2 separate regions of the Mus musculus genome follow, and region 2 is linked to region 1. A link is a loop called in an ENCODE intact Hi-C map of the cell type or tissue named here. Cell type or tissue: heart. All regions are shown on one strand.

Region 1 (8,000 bases):
CACTCACTCCCCTGAACAGCCAGGCTGCCCTCTGTAGAGGATACAGTAGTCAGAGTTGACTCACATTTAGGAATAGAAAACAGGGGCAGGCACTTTCTCCAAGAGATTTTCTCATCACAGTGTTTTGCCACAAGTGGCGACAGAGCCACAGAGTTTATTTAAGGTCTCCTGAGGAAAAAAAAACCCAGGCATTCTGGCATAGTGTGGTGGACTCCTGGCTTTCCACCCAGGAACAAAGGGTGAGGTGGGGACGAGGGACATTTCTAACTCAACAACTCCCTTCTATTTTTCACACTCCAAGTAGACGGTTATACCTTAGCACCATAGCTATGCTGTAGAACGTATGATCTCTATATGTACACATAAATAATTCCTTTCAGTTTTTAAAAAAGATTTATTTTTCATATGCATTGGTGTTTTGCCAGTATGTCATGTGAGGGTTCAGATCCCCTGGAGCCAGAGTTGCAGACAGCTGTGAGCTGCCATGTGCACATGCTGAGAATTGAACTTGGGGAAGAACAGCCAGTGCTTTTGACTACTGGGCCATCTCTCCAGCTCCCCTTTTACATTTTTATTTGTATGGGTGTCTTGTCTGGATGTGTGTCTGTGCATAACGTGCCTGGTGAGAAGCCCAGAGAAAATTAGATCCCCTAGTACCATAAACATAACCAGTTATAGCTGGCTACTACAGAGCTGCCATATGGGTGCTGGGAAATGAACTTGGGTTCTCTAGAAAAGCCAGTGCTCTCAAGAGCTGAGCTACCTCTCCAACACATTATAAAAATGTAAAGTTTTATTCCTATCTGTTAAATGTGTGCACCTGTGTGAGGAGACCAGAACAGGCCACCAGATCCCCTGGAGCTTAAGTCACAGGTGATTATGAGATATCCAATATGGGTGCTGGGAACCAAACCCAAGATCTCCAAAAGAGCAGCAAGCACTCTTAACTGCTGAGCATCTCCCAGGGCCCTGGAAGACTCTTCTCCAACAAATCGGTCAGTGTTGTTAAGCTTTCTGGTGACCCTCATCAGACCATCCACCCCTTTCAGGAACACACAGTTCTTGACCCAGGCATTGGATTGGGAACCCTGTGACAGACTGGAGTGATGTCCTCAGTTGACACTGCTTATTTATCCTGCTCCACACACCTAATTTCTGTTTTCACGTAATTTGCCCCAGTATTTATGCCTCCTCATAATTGAGTAATTCCAGAAAGTTCCTTCTCTCTGAGAACACTATGCTCATGTCCCCAAGGCCAGGTCAAGGAACTGAAAGCCTCAGCAGTAAGCCAGACAATCATGTTTGCCCAGCAAGGCGGGTTTATGACTTGTTCCGAAGTGAGCCAAGTTTGAATAAACCATTCATGCTCCAAGTGAACAGAGCCCACCCGTGTGATGCTGAGCAAATGACCGGTCTACCATTGTCTTATTACTCCTAAGGCCTCAGTGCTGCGTCCCCTGGAAACTCCCATCCTAGCTCCTCAGTGAGGGGCTGCAGCCTTAGGGTATGATTATTATGTGATGTAGGCAGGGCACTCATGAGTGGTGCCCTGAAAGAGGTCCCGGGGCCTGGGCTGGCTCAGTAGGCCAAAGTGTTTGCTGCAAGACAGATGATCTGATTTCTGAGTCCCGGATCCCACATAATAAGTCCAGTTGGGGTAGCAAAGATGGCTCTGCACCTAAAGGCACTGGACTCCATGACTGTCAACCTGAGTTAAATCCCCAGAACACACATGGTAGAGACAACTGACTCACACAAAGTTATTCTCTGCCATCCACAGACTTGCCATATATAACAGACAAAATAAATACATATTTATTTTAGACACTGTAAAACAAACAAACAGACAGACAGACAGACAGACAAAAAACAAAACAAAGCAAAAAACCCATGCCCGGTGGTGGTGGTTCACGTCTTCAGTCCCCTCAGAAGGCAGAGGCAGGTGGAGTTCTGTGAATTCATGGCCAGCCTGGTCTACAGAGTGAGTTACAGGCTAAACCCTGTCTCAAAAAACCAAAACCAGCCGGGCATGGTGGCGCATGCCTTTAATCCCAGCACTTGGGAGGCAGAGGCAGGAGGATTTCTGAGTTTGAGGCCAGCCTGGTCTACAAAGTGAGTTCCAGGACAGCCAGGGCTACACAGAGAAACCCTGTCTCAAAAAACCAAAACAAAAAAAAAAACAAACCCAAAACCAACCAACCAAACAAAAAATGATAAACAAGGGAGAACACAGCAGCATGCATCCTATGGTGAGATGAGAGGCAGAGACAGGACACGGACACACACACACGCCCATCCATCATACACATGGACACTGCATACATTACATGTATACCTGCACTCACAAGTATACCATACACAAAGAGTTCTGACAAACTGAGGAACTTTGTCAGTTGACAAAACCCTGGAGTCACAAGGATTTAACATGATTCTAAGAATCCATGTTAAAAAATCAGGTTTGGCAAGGTGACTTTATGGCCAGCCTGGTCTACAGAGTGAGTTCCAGGACAGTCAGGGCTACACAGAAAACCCTTCTCAATAAACAAAAACAAAACAAAACAGGTGTAAGTGCAGGCTTGTAATCTCAGGATGGGGAGGCAAAGACAGGGCTCACTGACCTGCATAGCCTACTTGGTGAGTTCCAGAATAGAGGAGATGCTCTTGCAAAAATAAATGAATAAACATGTTAAACGGTGAATGGTATAGTGACAATTTTCCAATTTTGGTTTCTTTTTCTTTTGGTTTTTTCGAGACAGGGTTTCTCTGTGTAGCCTGGCTGACCTGGAACTCACTCTATAGACCAGGCTGGCTTCAAACTCAGAAATCCACCTGCCTCTGCCTCCCAAGTGCTGGGATTAAAGGAGTGTGCCACCACTGCCCGGCTTCCAATTTTGGTTTCTTTAAAAAAAATACAAAAATAGGGCTGGAGAGATGGCTCAGCAGTTAAGAGCACTGGCTGCCCTTCCTGAGGTCCTGATTTCAGTTCCCAGCAACCATATGGTAATGGGATCTGACGCCCTCTTCTGTCACATGGCTGTACATACATGCACTTGTATACATAAAATCTACAAACAGAAATAGTCTAAGAATCTGTCTTTGTTTCAATCCCCAGCGTGAAATACAGGTCTGCTCTGCAGCGGCTGACTATGATTTGCCTCACACTCCAGCTGTAGTGTGAATTTACCAGCTTCCGATAGTTTCTGCAATTGTGCGACTTTGGAATTCTGGGGACTCTTCAGAGGGATGGGTGGGTTGTTGTTGTTGGTCATGGTTTGTTAAATAGTCATACACAAAGAAGAAACAAGAAGGAATTAGATAGATATCCTGACTGCAAAGATCAAACTTGCATTGCCCTCTTTCCAACCCCTGACTTTCTATTCAGGGATCTCTTTCCTTTCCTCTCTATGCCTTTCTCTCCTACCTAGTGTTAAGGGGTTCAAAGGGTGGAAGAAAAGGCATGGAGAAGGGTAGAAAAAAGAAGAACACACAAAGTAGCCAAAGACCAAGACCAGTCTCCATACACATGTTCACTCGTGTACACACACACACACACCGCACAAAACCGAGGTCTGAAACCTGGCAGCCCATGGCCATAGTCTCAGCACTCAGGTGAGTGACACAGCAAGACTGTCTCAAAAAAAAAAAAAAAAAAAAACAAGACAAAATAAAGCAAGGAGATTTGGATGAGGCTAAGCCCTAGGTGAAGTCTTGCACTAGCCATAAGCAACTATACCACAGCATGAAGCTTTAGAAAGGACCTAGCTCAGTACCTTTCATTGATTTAATTTCCACTCATGGAGGTTACACCTAATGGAGCCAAGTCAGAAACCATTCATACCGGTGCTAGTCGCTTTAGCACACTGGAGCACGCCGTGCACATTATGCACACTAACATAAATGGCAGTATACAACCATGTTTGAGTCACAATATTTTACTGTTGGTCACAGGGACGACGTCCTGGCCCCTCACTCCTCAGCACTCTGTGTGCTGACATAGTCCTGCAGAAGCGCCTGCGCCTCTGCCCGGCGGCTCATCTTGGTGGCTTTGCCCTGGAAGCGGCCCTTCTTCCCTGCTCCTTTGCCTTCCAAGACTTCAGCCACCCTAGAGAATGAAGAGATGGTTATGGAGATAGTCTGGCCAAACCAGACTTCAGGCCACCAGAGGCTGCCTGTTAGGAGTCTCCATTATAAATAACTATGTTTTCTTGTGATGTTTCCAAGGAACACATACTCCAGAGAGCCAATGATGACTGAAAATTCTAATGCCCAAAGGAACTGGAGTCTACCTCTGAATGTGGTTAAAACAAGAAAATAAACCAGGCATGGTTTATTTGGTCCCAGTACTTGGGAGGCAGACCTCTGAGTTCCAGGCCAACCTGGTCTACAGAGGGAGTTCCAGGACAGCCAGGGCTACACAGAGAAACCCTGTCTCGAAAGAAAACAAGAAGAGAAAGAGAACTACAGGGCAGAACCAGCACAGTGGGCTGCGCTGCACAGAGGCAGAACGGGAAAGGGAGAGCGGACGGGCTCTGCAGGACTCTGAGCTCAGGGAGAGCAACTAAACACAGGCAAAGGCACAATACCACATGTGCATTCTTCATGCAGTGAGCTCCAGGTTCCCCCGGCTTTGAGACCTGTCACCCATGCTGGGTAGGGCTTTGATAGCACAGCCATCTTTAAGTAATTTTTGCTCCTATAAGTAACCCCAGTAAAACCAAATGGACTTTGCTGGTATCTGTACTTTGGTCTGGTTTTGGATCCCAATCTGGGGTGAGGATCTGCATATCAGATATTTATACTAAGATTCATAACAGTAGTAAAATTAGTTATGAAGTAGCAACAAAATAATTTTATGGTTGGGGATCACCACAGCATGAGGAAGTATATTAAAGGGTCACAGCATTAGAGAGGTTGAGAACCACTGCTTAGGATCAAATTTTCTGTTAAAAATAAATAAATAAATAAATAATAAAGCAAGCCCTGGGCTCTCATCTCCTTCTGCCCCTTTTACTGTGAGGCCTCAAGTGCATGATATAAGGTTCCCCCATCTGTCAAACTAGGCGTGCCTGTGTGAGACCACATCTGCTCAGCCGGCCTCACATGCCTCTGTGAACCAAGGACATCACAGTGTGATGCCCTGCAGGAGCACAGGCTGCATCAGATGCCGAAATACACAACCTCCCCTCTCACAGGAACCACTCACATTACCTGGGCCCCAGGGTTTCCACAGCCTCTGCCGGGCCTGCCAGTAAGAAGAGCCCAGCACCCTTCTCATCCCCCACAGTTAAGAACAGGAGGGTCTCCTAGAAGGTAAGACAAGGAGATGAGCACACATGGGGTCCACTCCCCTACACCCTGCGTCAAGAACAGACAGTCCTCTAAACCACAGAGATGGCTCTGATGGTGATGTCGCAGCCTCCCACTCTGGCTGGGCTGCCAAGCTCTGTGAGAATGGCCAGGAGGTTAAACACTAGGAGAAGGCCACTGACCATACTGAATAGAAGACACCGTTCACAGTCTCACTTCCACTATCCTTTCCTGTCTGTGATGAACCACACACCCTAGCCGCCATTGCCTACACAGCCACACCACTGCTTTCTGGTGGTCACTCTGCTCCTTGGCTACCTGAATACCTCTAAGCAGGCTTTGTGGCCTAGCCCCGAAGCCTCTCATTCTCTTTAAGTAATGTGTTCTGCCTCCAGCATTTATCACTCCAAATTACAAATGCTGAAGTCACATGTCTCTCAGGCTAGAACTGGGCTCTGTGAGACTCAGTGCTGTGTATCCAGCAGAATTACAAAGAGACCTGAGGCTTGAGCCCAGGAGGCATTCCATAAAGAGTTTGGGGCTGGAGAGATGGCTCAGTGGTTAAGAGCACTGACTGCTCTTCCAGAGGTCCTGAGTTCAATTTCCAGCAACCACACGGTGGCTCACAACCACGTGTCATGGGATCTGATGCCGCCTTCTGGTGTGTCTGAAGACAGCTACAGTGTACTCATATACATAAAATTAATAAATCTTAAAAAAAAAAGAAGAAGAAGAATTTGAAGTAAGAGCAAAAGAAACTTGGCAACCTCCTATGCTGGACTATTAGGATCAAGAAAGGCAGGTGACTGTCGGGTAGTGGTAACACACACCTTTAATCCCAGCACTTGGGAGGCAGAGGCAGGTGGATTTCTGAGTTCGAGGCCAGCCTGGTCTACAGAGTAAGCTCCAGGACAGCCAGAGCTACACAGAGAAACCCTGTCTCAAAAAACAAAAACAAACAAACAAACAAAAAAAGAAAGAAAGGCAGGTGAGACTTGAGACAACAGAAGAAAGAAAGAAAGAAAGAAAGAAAGAAAGAAAGAAAGAAAGAAAGAAAGAAAGAAAGAAAGGAAGGAAGGAAGGAAGGAAGGAAGGAAGGAAGGAAGGAAGGAAGGAAGGAAGGAAGGAAGAAAGAAAGGAAGAAAGAAAGGAAGGAAGGAAGGCAGGTGAGACGAGGCAGAGGTCTTCAAAGGGTCTCACCAACCCGACATTCTCTAGCACACGGATCCAGGTGCCTTTCAAGCTTTCTTGACTACAGAGATTGATCTCGGCTAGTACTTGGAAAACAATGTGAATACAATTGTTTCAGCTCTTCTTGTGTTAACCTGAAGGGACTTTGGCTAAGCTAACTCCCTCATCCATGCCTCCCAGGGCCTCTGCACAGTGGAGGAAAACTAACACACACTCTCTCTCTCTCTCTTACCTCCGATCCAATCTCATTAGCAATGATATTCATGAATTCAGAATCACCCTCTTTCCTACGACAAAGGACACAGACATGAGACCCAGGATGAAGTGGTGGTGCTGTGACACTGTAGGAGGCCAGGTTCCTCCTCTAGAGGCAGGACTACAACTGACAGTCCTCATTGCTTCCTGTTTGAGTGCACAAACTCCGAGACCCCACAGCATAGAGAAGATGCCCTCAGCCTCATTGGCTTATACCCATGGATCCCCAGGATCCTGGCAGATCTGACAGAAGGTGAGAGAGCCAGGAAAGAAGCTAATGAGGCCTACATAGTTACAGTGAAGATGCTGTTAAACCCAGGAAGTCAGTAGCACCCTTCCTGGGGTCTGCTCACTAGCAAACCAACCACTTAGCAACCCACATCCCACTGTGCATTGATCTGTGGGGAGAGGCTGAGACCTGGGCCCCTCAATTCTCACCTGTGTAGTGTGACCACACCACCCCAGGCTGGGCTGCTCCTGAGGCTGTGGGCAGTGTGCACAGCCAGGTCTCTAAGGAGGTTCAGGTTGTTCTGAAATGGATATGAGAACTCAGACATGTGCAAAAGATAACAGGGCACCATTGCCTCTCCTCCTGCACTGCCCTCAAACCCTCTTGAGAATCCACACATGGGCTGAGGCGAGGGGCCCAGCCCCTCCAGTACCCACAGGATCCATTACCTTCTGCAGGAGCTTGGTGGCATTCTGGAGCTTTTTTACTGCTTCCACATGATCCTCAACGCCACACCTATAAGACAACGGTTAATGGAGAATGGCTAACTGCCCAGGCCCTTCCGAAGCTGGGAACAGAAATCTATGATACCCTCCTTGCTGGGGTACCTTCCTCAAAATGGGAACAATCAAAGAGGCCCTTAAGCAACTGTAAGGTGGGGTACAGGACTAAAGCATTCTGTGGGGATCTGAGCTGCTGTCCAGAGTACCTGACCCTTCGGAGCAGGTCACTCTGCCTCTCTAGTGGTGGAAATGCTAAGCCCAGGGGTGCAGTCCTTGGGAGCAGGGGGTGTGGCAGGGGCATGGCATGGCGTGGCGTGGCATGGCATGGTGTGGTGTGGCAGGGCAGGGCATACTTAAGTAGTGAGGTCAAGGCCTTTTCACTTCCATGACTTCGCTCCATCCACTTCAGTACCCGATTCCCAGCCAGAAATATCAGGTTGCTTTTGTTCTTTTTCCCTTTCTCAGTCCCCAGAATCTTAATGACCTACACCAAGGGGTAACACACAGAGACACAC
Region 2 (8,000 bases), 200 kb before region 1:
AGAACATTTAGGAATGCAAACGTTAGCTGTGCAGGGCACACTCCTGTAATTCTGTAAACAGAAGCAGCAGGATCAGGACAAGTTTGAGGTTAGCTTGGTCTACATAGTTCCTGCGTGCGTGCATGCGTGCATGTGTCTGCCTCACTTTCATTTGCTTACAGGTAAATTGGTAGAAAAAATTGTTTTTAAAAGTTATAAATATTAAGAGATTAGGAGCTGGGCATTTTCTGTTTACCTGAAGAACTGGAGGCCCAGTCATTGCCAGTGTCTCTATCACTGTCTCCTTCTTTAGTTTCAGCCATAGCAGAAGCTGATGCATTGGAGCAGGAAGCACTGACCACTGGGTGCCTTCGGCGGCGGCGCCCAGAGCACTTGGACCGAGGGTTGTGCAGCATGGCGTACTCCTTTGCTCCTTCCTGTGGTGAGCAGAGTACAGAGAAGAAACAGGGATAGGCAGTGTCTCTGAGTTGATGACCCCATCATAAAGCTTTGTACAAGGATACTTTGTTTGTACCTGTACTATGTAAGTGTGACCATATTATGACAGTGGTTAAAGATTCCCCAAAACATGGAAACGTCTCTTTTCACAGAAAAAGGGTCCCAAAATCTAGGCATCTTCAGCTTTGAGAAACATCTGAAATTCTTTCATGCGTTAGCCATCTGGGATTTGAGAACATCCCCTGCATATGAACCAAGGGTCAGAGGCGATGGAACCGGCTTCAGAGAATGTAGCTCAATGTTCCAGAGTGGACTCGAGTCAGGGCTCCTGTCCCTAGGCCCCTTTCCTCACACATGACTATGAAGCCTCCATTTCAGTTAACACATGAGGCTGAACCAGGATCTTGAGCCTGAACTGTATTTCAGGCTAGTAGTCTGAAAACAAAAGGTTCTTATTAACAAGTTAGTAAGCTGAGAATAGCTCAGTGTTAGAGCACCTGCCTAACATGCCTGTGACTGTAAATTAAACTCTCTGTGCTGTAAAAGGAAAAAAGAAAAAAAAAAAAAAAACAACTTAAAGAAACTATAAACACTGGCTTCTCTTCCGTCTTTTACTTTCTTCTGAAGCTTTTTATAAGAACAACCGAGGTCTTGGTTACCATTCTGAAGGCTTGCTTTGGTGGGGCCAGACATCTTGTTATGACACTATCCATAAAGACACTATCCGTAAAGAAAAACAAAAATAGGGGGAGGATAGCCCAGCACATTTAAATGTGTGTCTATGGCTATCTCAAGTTGAAGAAACACACGCACACGGTTTCAGAGTGGTGACACTGAGCAGGGTGATGACCTTCTGAGTTAATGAGGTGCTAAATGTTATCATTATGTTTAGAGAAAGGCCTGGAAAAAAAGCACAGCCTATAGACTTAGATCAGTGCTTGCATCTGAACAATGCTGTAAGCGCTGACTTATTAATAAACTGTGCAAAGTATGTGACCCTAATGTCTTCTACCTCAGAAGACCGTCAGAAGAGTAACAGTAAGCTAAAGCAGGGTGGGGTGCAGCATGGGACTTGATACATAGGAAGGACGTACTACATGAGTCGGAAGGTGTTCATTTATTCTTTCTTTTTTGCTATAACCATCCCGACCACTTCAGATGAACAAGTAATGTCTGCCACCATGCCCCTTCTCTTACCCTGCTGAAGATATTTGGGAAGGCACATGGCTTTACACTGTAGTTTTAACTGATAGCAGAAACTGTGTCAAGGTAGTCTATCCTTTGTCTGGGCACAGCCCAGATAACTGAATAATAACTTCTGCACAAGTACTTTACCCCCACCCCTTTCCAAAGTTACCACCCCTTCCTAAGCCTAGCACCTGAAGGCTAACGACAAGTCACATCCTAAGCAATAAATAATCTATGCTGTAGACTGATAGAACCCAAGAACATCTGATGGCCTTCAGATAACACCAGTATGTATAAAACTCTGCATTATCCTTCAGTTTTGTGCATCACATCGAACAAACCACGTAGATTGCTGAAGTTTAACAACAGGATGTCTGGGCAGATGACTCAGTGGGTAAAAGTACTTGCAGCAAACCAGAGTTTGATTCCCAGGACTCACACAGAAGTAGAAAACCAACTCCTAAAATTGTCCTCTGCTGGGCAGTGGTGGAGCACACCTTTAGTCCCAGCACTGGGGAGGCAGAGGCAGGTGGATTTCTGAGTTCGAGGCCAGCCTGGTCTACAAAGTGAGTTCCAGGACAGTCAGGACTACACAGAGAAACCCTGTCTCGAAAAACAAACAAACAAACAAAAAAGTTGTCCTCTGACCTCTATACAAATGCTATGACATACCTCACCCAATGCTCAAAAGAAATGATTAAAATATGTCTGCCCACAAACAACAGCACTAGCCTCAGAAGATTAAGATCCACTGATATGCACCAGTCAGCGAGAAAAGGACAAGTGCCCCAGATGACCAACATCTCACTCAGCACACACAGCACTCCCATCCCGCCTCCTGCTCCTGCTTTCTAAGTGTCCTGAGATGAGGCTCTCAGGCAGAAGCCCCATCTCATCTTCTCAGAATACTGGCCTTTGGACAGTCAGTTATACAAGAAAAAAACAAGGCTTTTATGTTCACTTCTCAGATAATCAGAACAAACACTCCTAATATCAACAACAATGGGCCCCTCCTCGGGACTGAAGGTATTAAATCATACACGTGGCAATGATGTTCTGACTGCCCGCTCAGCAAAGGACCACATACTTCACCCCATCAAAGCCTCTGTCCCCCAACCCTCCATCTTTTCTCCCATTTAGCACTGAGGAGTCAGAATGAATGAAGGGCTGGCAGCAAGCGAATGGTGGCCCCCTAGCAGTTGTCCTGGGGAGTTCCTTTAATTTCCCTTTCTCTTTGCCACCTACAATTATGTCACCCTCTTTTGCCCAATTCTAAATCCTAATGAGAAGTTGCACCCAATACTTAGATATTAAGAGCTAAGTAATCTTTCTTTGCACATACAGAATGCAGAATACCAGATAATGAGGCCATATGAAGTCCCTACGGTTTGGCACTGTGCATCAGCTCAGAGACCACGGGGTTCCTCTGAAGGTTAGAAGTACTATAACTGCTTTATGGATTACAGAGGAGGCTGGGGACCACTGAGATAGCCAGTCAGAGACCAGAAGGAGAACTGTCTCTGAAGGATGAAGACCGGTTCCTTCTGCTTCTCCCTAGAAGCCCCGTGTTCCTGAGTTCTCTGAGATTTTTTCCCCCCGAGTTTTTCAAGACAGTGTTTCTCTGTGTAGTCCTGGCTATCTCAGAACTTACTCCATAGACCAGGCTAGCCTCTAACTCAAGAGATCCGCATGCCTGTCTCATGAGTGCTGGAATTAAAGGCATGAGCTATCACACCCATTGAGAAGGGATCTTACGGTACCCCACCACCACCAATATCCTTACGATGGCAGCCAGCTGTTGAATAAAAACAATCTTCCCACCAACTTTCTTGTCTTCAGAGCACTGGCTTTTGTGTAGAAGACAGCACAATGACAGTACACTTTGCTCTCATTTTCTCTTGGATGGTGCTGGGGCCAAGCCCAAGTACTCCACCACTAACACACAGGCACAGCCCTCTGTGCTCTGAGTACAACAACAGCCTCAAGACTCTGAAGTGATATTTAGAGCAGAAAATCCTTTACTAATGTTCATCAGATCTTACCCCATCACCCCAAAAGACTAAATTCACTCTACCATGTCTGGAGAACCTCTGCAGTGCTGTGTTCCCAGACACAGAAAATTCTAGGACCATTTCCTCCTCAACTTTAAACAGAGATAACAAAGACAGAAGAGCTTAAAAACCTACCAGCAAAAGGAAGCAGTCTGTGCCACACGGTTCTGGCTCAATCTTGATTTCCTTGTTCTTGCGCTTATATACATTTGGGGTGGCGTGGAAAGCTGGAAAACAAAAGGCTGTAGTGTTTCCAAGGTTCTATCCTTTTGACAAGAAAACTGAGTTAGGGAGCTATGGCAGGTGTTAATTTCATTTAAGAGCTGGCGAGATGGCTCAGTGGGTAAGAGCACTGACTGCTCTTCTGCAGGTCCTGAGTCCAAATCCCAGCAACCACATGGTGGCTCACAACCACCCGTAATGAGATCTGATGCACTCTTCTGGCACGTCTGAAAAAAGCTACAGTGTACTTATGTATAATAATAAATAAATCCTTGGGCCAGAGTGAGCAGGGACTGAGCAAGCAGAGTTGACTGGAGTGAGCAGAGGTCCTAAAAAATTCAATTCCCAACAACCACATGAAAGCTCACAACCATTTGTATAGTGCAGTCATATACATAAATAAATCTTTTTTTAAAATCCATTTAAAAGATGACCTCCAAGGTATAGAAAATCTAGATTGTAGATATCTATATAATCCTTTCAAAGGTAGAAGGTGCCAAGAGAAGACAACCACAGTGCTTAATTAGGTTGTACCTATCACAGTATCACTGAGCAAATAAAAACAACTGGGCTTTCGTGAATCCCTTTCGGGAGCAGGAGCTGGGAACGCCACACAGTAAAGCAAAACACAGGGAAGGAGCTGGGCTGGGGTGGAGTGGGGGGAGCGAAGCACTTCCCCCAGAGCAGCCCCACTCACGGTGAAGGAAGCAGTCATATTTAAAACAGCGCCGGCAGAAAAGGGTGTGGAAAGAGTGCAGAGACTGCTCCCGCTGCACTGACTTGGCGTTGGGGCCATCGATGTTGGGTGTGCACTGAGGGGGAAGTGCATTGGGGTCTGACATCTCTGTCAGCTCTCGATACCTGTAAGAAAAGAGAATTCCTCTTTAGGAAACTCTCCACTGTAGCCAGGGAACTGCCATCCAAGCATGGGGTGCCAAGGGAGGATAGGTGGCCTTTATAGGCTTGGTGGGTCAGGAGATGGTAAGCAACTAAGTGGACATGCCATCGCAATTCTGCAGGGCTGGGCATAAGTATCAAAGTAAGGAGCAGGCGGCTTGCTAAGTTCAGTGCTGCTGTAACTACCCAGGAAGGTAGAGCAAGTTTTCTTCCCAGACGTCCTCAAAAGCAGCACACAGAATGATCCCTAATATGACAAGGGACATTCAGAGGTACTAGGTAAGAAAGTCAGAAGAGTAAGCAAACCATGGCACACAACAGGGCTTTTTATTATCAAAAAGTGGGCTTGGATAAGAATCTGTTCACGGGGGGGGGGGGGGGGGGAGGGCGGGGGCGGGGGGGAGTGTTGGGGATTTAGCTCAAGAGCAAGGCCCTGGGTTCAGTCCTCAGCTCTGAAAAAAAAAAAATCTATTCACAGGCCGGGCGGTGGTGGCACACGCCTTAATCCCAGCACTCAGGAGGCAGAGGCAGGTGGATTTCTGAGTTCCAGGACAGCCTGGTCTACAAAGTGAGTTCCAGGACAGCCAGGGCTACACAGAGAAAACCTATCTCAGAAAACCAAAAAAAAAAAAAAAAAAAAAAAAAAAAGGAGAGAATCTGTTCACAGGCTGGAGAAATGGCTCAGCGGTTAAGAGCACCGATGGCTCTTCCAAAGGTCCTAAATTCAAATCCCAGCAAGCACATGGTAGCTCACCCGTAATGAGACCTGATGCCCTCTTCTGCTGTGTCTGAAGACAGCTATGGTGTACTTACGGTGTACTTATATAATAATAAGTAAATATTTGGAGGGAGCGGGGTAGAGCGAGCGGGCCCAGAGCGAGCAGAGGTTCTGAGTTTAATTCCCAGCAACTACATGATGGCTCACAACCATCTGTACAGCTACAATGTACTCATATACACAAAATAAACAAATCTTTAAAATAAATAAATCTCTTTTACAAAAAAAGGAGTCTGTTGACAAGCCCTGGGTCTGGCCTGAGTGGAACAGCTGTCCCTACCTCTCCTTCATGTCGTCAGGGACACCATTCTCAGGAAACATGGACGCAATGGCGCTGAAGATCATGTCATTTGGAAACTGTTTCTTGGAACTCTTTTTGTTGCCTGAATGGGAAATGACAGTGAACTCCTGGGCATAGACAAAGCTGTTTGTCGTTTTCCCTTTGTTGCAGCAGAACAAATGATTACAGCTGCTGTGCTCATCCAAACCTCAACTGTATTGATAACAAAGTCTACAGTCCCTATTATAATCAAGAGGAGTCTCTCAGAGGTGAAGACAGATGAATCCCACTATAACCCTGGTGCTGAAGAACAACTGGCACTGGGACTCTCATAGGAAGAGAGAGACACTGTCTTCTCTACAAGTACACTACAAGTAAATAACAGTGTCATTCGGTAACTCCGAGGTTTCTTCTTTTCCCATTCTGAAGTGCTTGTGCAGGTATGTGGATGTGTGTTTGTGTATGTGGGCACACATGTGTGGGCATGCGTGCATATGCATGTGCGGTCCTGAGGCTGATGTCTAGAATCATCTTCCTCCACTCCTCTTCCTTTGTCAACATGACTAGTCTGGCCAGCACTCTTGTCGTGGGGAATCCCCTTTCTACACCTTCTAAGGTTGGAATCACAGAGAGGACACCACACGCATTTTTGCATCTTCATGGGTTCTGGGTATCTGGGCTCCTGTCCTCATAGCAAGACTTTAACCACTGAGCAATCACCTTGGCCCAGAAATATTGAATTAAATACTAGTGACTTGGAAAATATTTGTAAAATTAAATTAAGAAGATAAAAGTTTATATCACGCACCCACACAATCTCAATTTTGTATGACCATGCTGATTTAGATATGTACAATTTACAATCTACAAGGAATAATCTGATTATTCCTATGTAGCAAGATTGAAGTATAATCTTATTTTCTCCTTTATATCTTTCCAGATTTTCCAAGCACAGTAGAATTAGAAACTAACAGCAATGACTACCCTGGAAATTGTTCCACTCTCACCGTCAGCTAGTTCAGTAGCTGAAGCTATCAGTTAATGACCATGTTTTCCTTGTAAGTAGACCAAAGAGAAGCATGAATGTTTTTTTAAAAAATAATACTCTCAAGTTTTCCATTCTTCCCTGTCAATTTCAAAATAGTCTATGGAAGCAGGGCTGTGCACCTTCGATAGCATGGCGCTTCCGTTTTCTTGTTACCGGCAGGTCCTCTTTGCTGTCGTCTTGCTTTCCATCGGAGGGGTCGTTGTGCCCGTCCTCCTCCTCATCAGAGTACTGGTTGAGGGCATCCACCAGCTCCAGAAACACAGCATCGCTGATCAGCACAGATCCAGGGATCATCTCTGAAACAAAGGAATAGAAAAGTGAGCAGTGGTGGCCGCACACTCTACTCATCTTTGCACACAGGGTTTAAGACAGGGTCTTGCGGCTGGAGAGACAGTCCAGTGGTTAAGAGTACTGACTGCTCTTCCAGATGGACCTAGGTTCAATTCCCAGCACCCGCATAACAGCTCACAACTATCTGTAACTCCAGTTCCAGGGGACTCAATACCCTTACCCAGACATACATATAGGCAAAATACTAATGGACATTTTAAACAACAACAAAAAAAAGTATCTTGTCAGGTGTAGTGGTGCACACCTTTAATCCCAGCACTTGGGAGGCAGAGGTTTGTGAATCTCTGAGTTTGAGGCCAGTCTATATAGTGAGTTCTAAGACAGTCAAAGCTATATAATGAAAACCAGTCTCAAAAAAAAAAAAAAAGATAAGGTAGGTTTTTTAGCACTCACCCTGCAGTCTAGGGGTGTAAGAGGTGTAACACCACATCATTTGATGAACCCTAACAACTACTAACAGTTAACTAGCTAGAGCCTTTACCCTTATTAGAATATTCCAGTTCTGTGGTCATTGGTAACACTGGATTTGCTGTTCAAAAATCTTAACAGCACACACAGTATGGTGGCACAAACCTTTAATCTCAGCATTCAGAAGACAGGGGAGCCTGGTCTACAGGCAGGGATCAGACATACTCTCAGTGTGCCAACAACCACAGCAAGGCAGGAAAATAACAATCAAGCGAAAAATCACTTGGCTTTGTGCTGTATAATGTCTCAATAGTGACTTCTCATTTATTTATTTATTCT

The links. Peaks named below come from ENCODE experiments on the same cell type or tissue, not always from the same donor. Only the 100,000 strongest peaks of a DNase experiment are listed, where the experiment ranks them.
Region 2: it touches region 1 in a loop (3-fold over the local background); 19 of 42 quality-filtered maps call a loop at or near these places.

The regions. Positions count from the first base shown.
Region 1 is chr11:101,402,923-101,410,922 of GRCm38, forward strand. Aarsd1 (alanyl-tRNA synthetase domain containing 1) reads right to left here. Exons shown (of 12, transcript NM_144829.1): 7 at 7,839-7,969; 8 at 7,432-7,498; 9 at 7,192-7,283; 10 at 6,731-6,785; 11 at 5,209-5,303; 12 at 3,917-4,102. The coding sequence ends at 3,967. Among named protein-coding and RNA genes, the nearest start is that of Aarsd1, 11 kb to the right of the region's middle. In heart, no CTCF peak of the experiment used is centred here; no DNase peak of the experiment used is centred here.
Region 2 is chr11:101,203,526-101,211,525 of GRCm38, forward strand. Ezh1 (enhancer of zeste 1 polycomb repressive complex 2 subunit) reads right to left here. Exons shown (of 21, transcript NM_007970.3): 7 at 7,022-7,198; 8 at 5,855-5,957; 9 at 4,597-4,760; 10 at 3,813-3,904; 11 at 236-416. Among named protein-coding and RNA genes, the nearest start is that of Ezh1, 19 kb to the right of the region's middle. In heart, no CTCF peak of the experiment used is centred here; no DNase peak of the experiment used is centred here.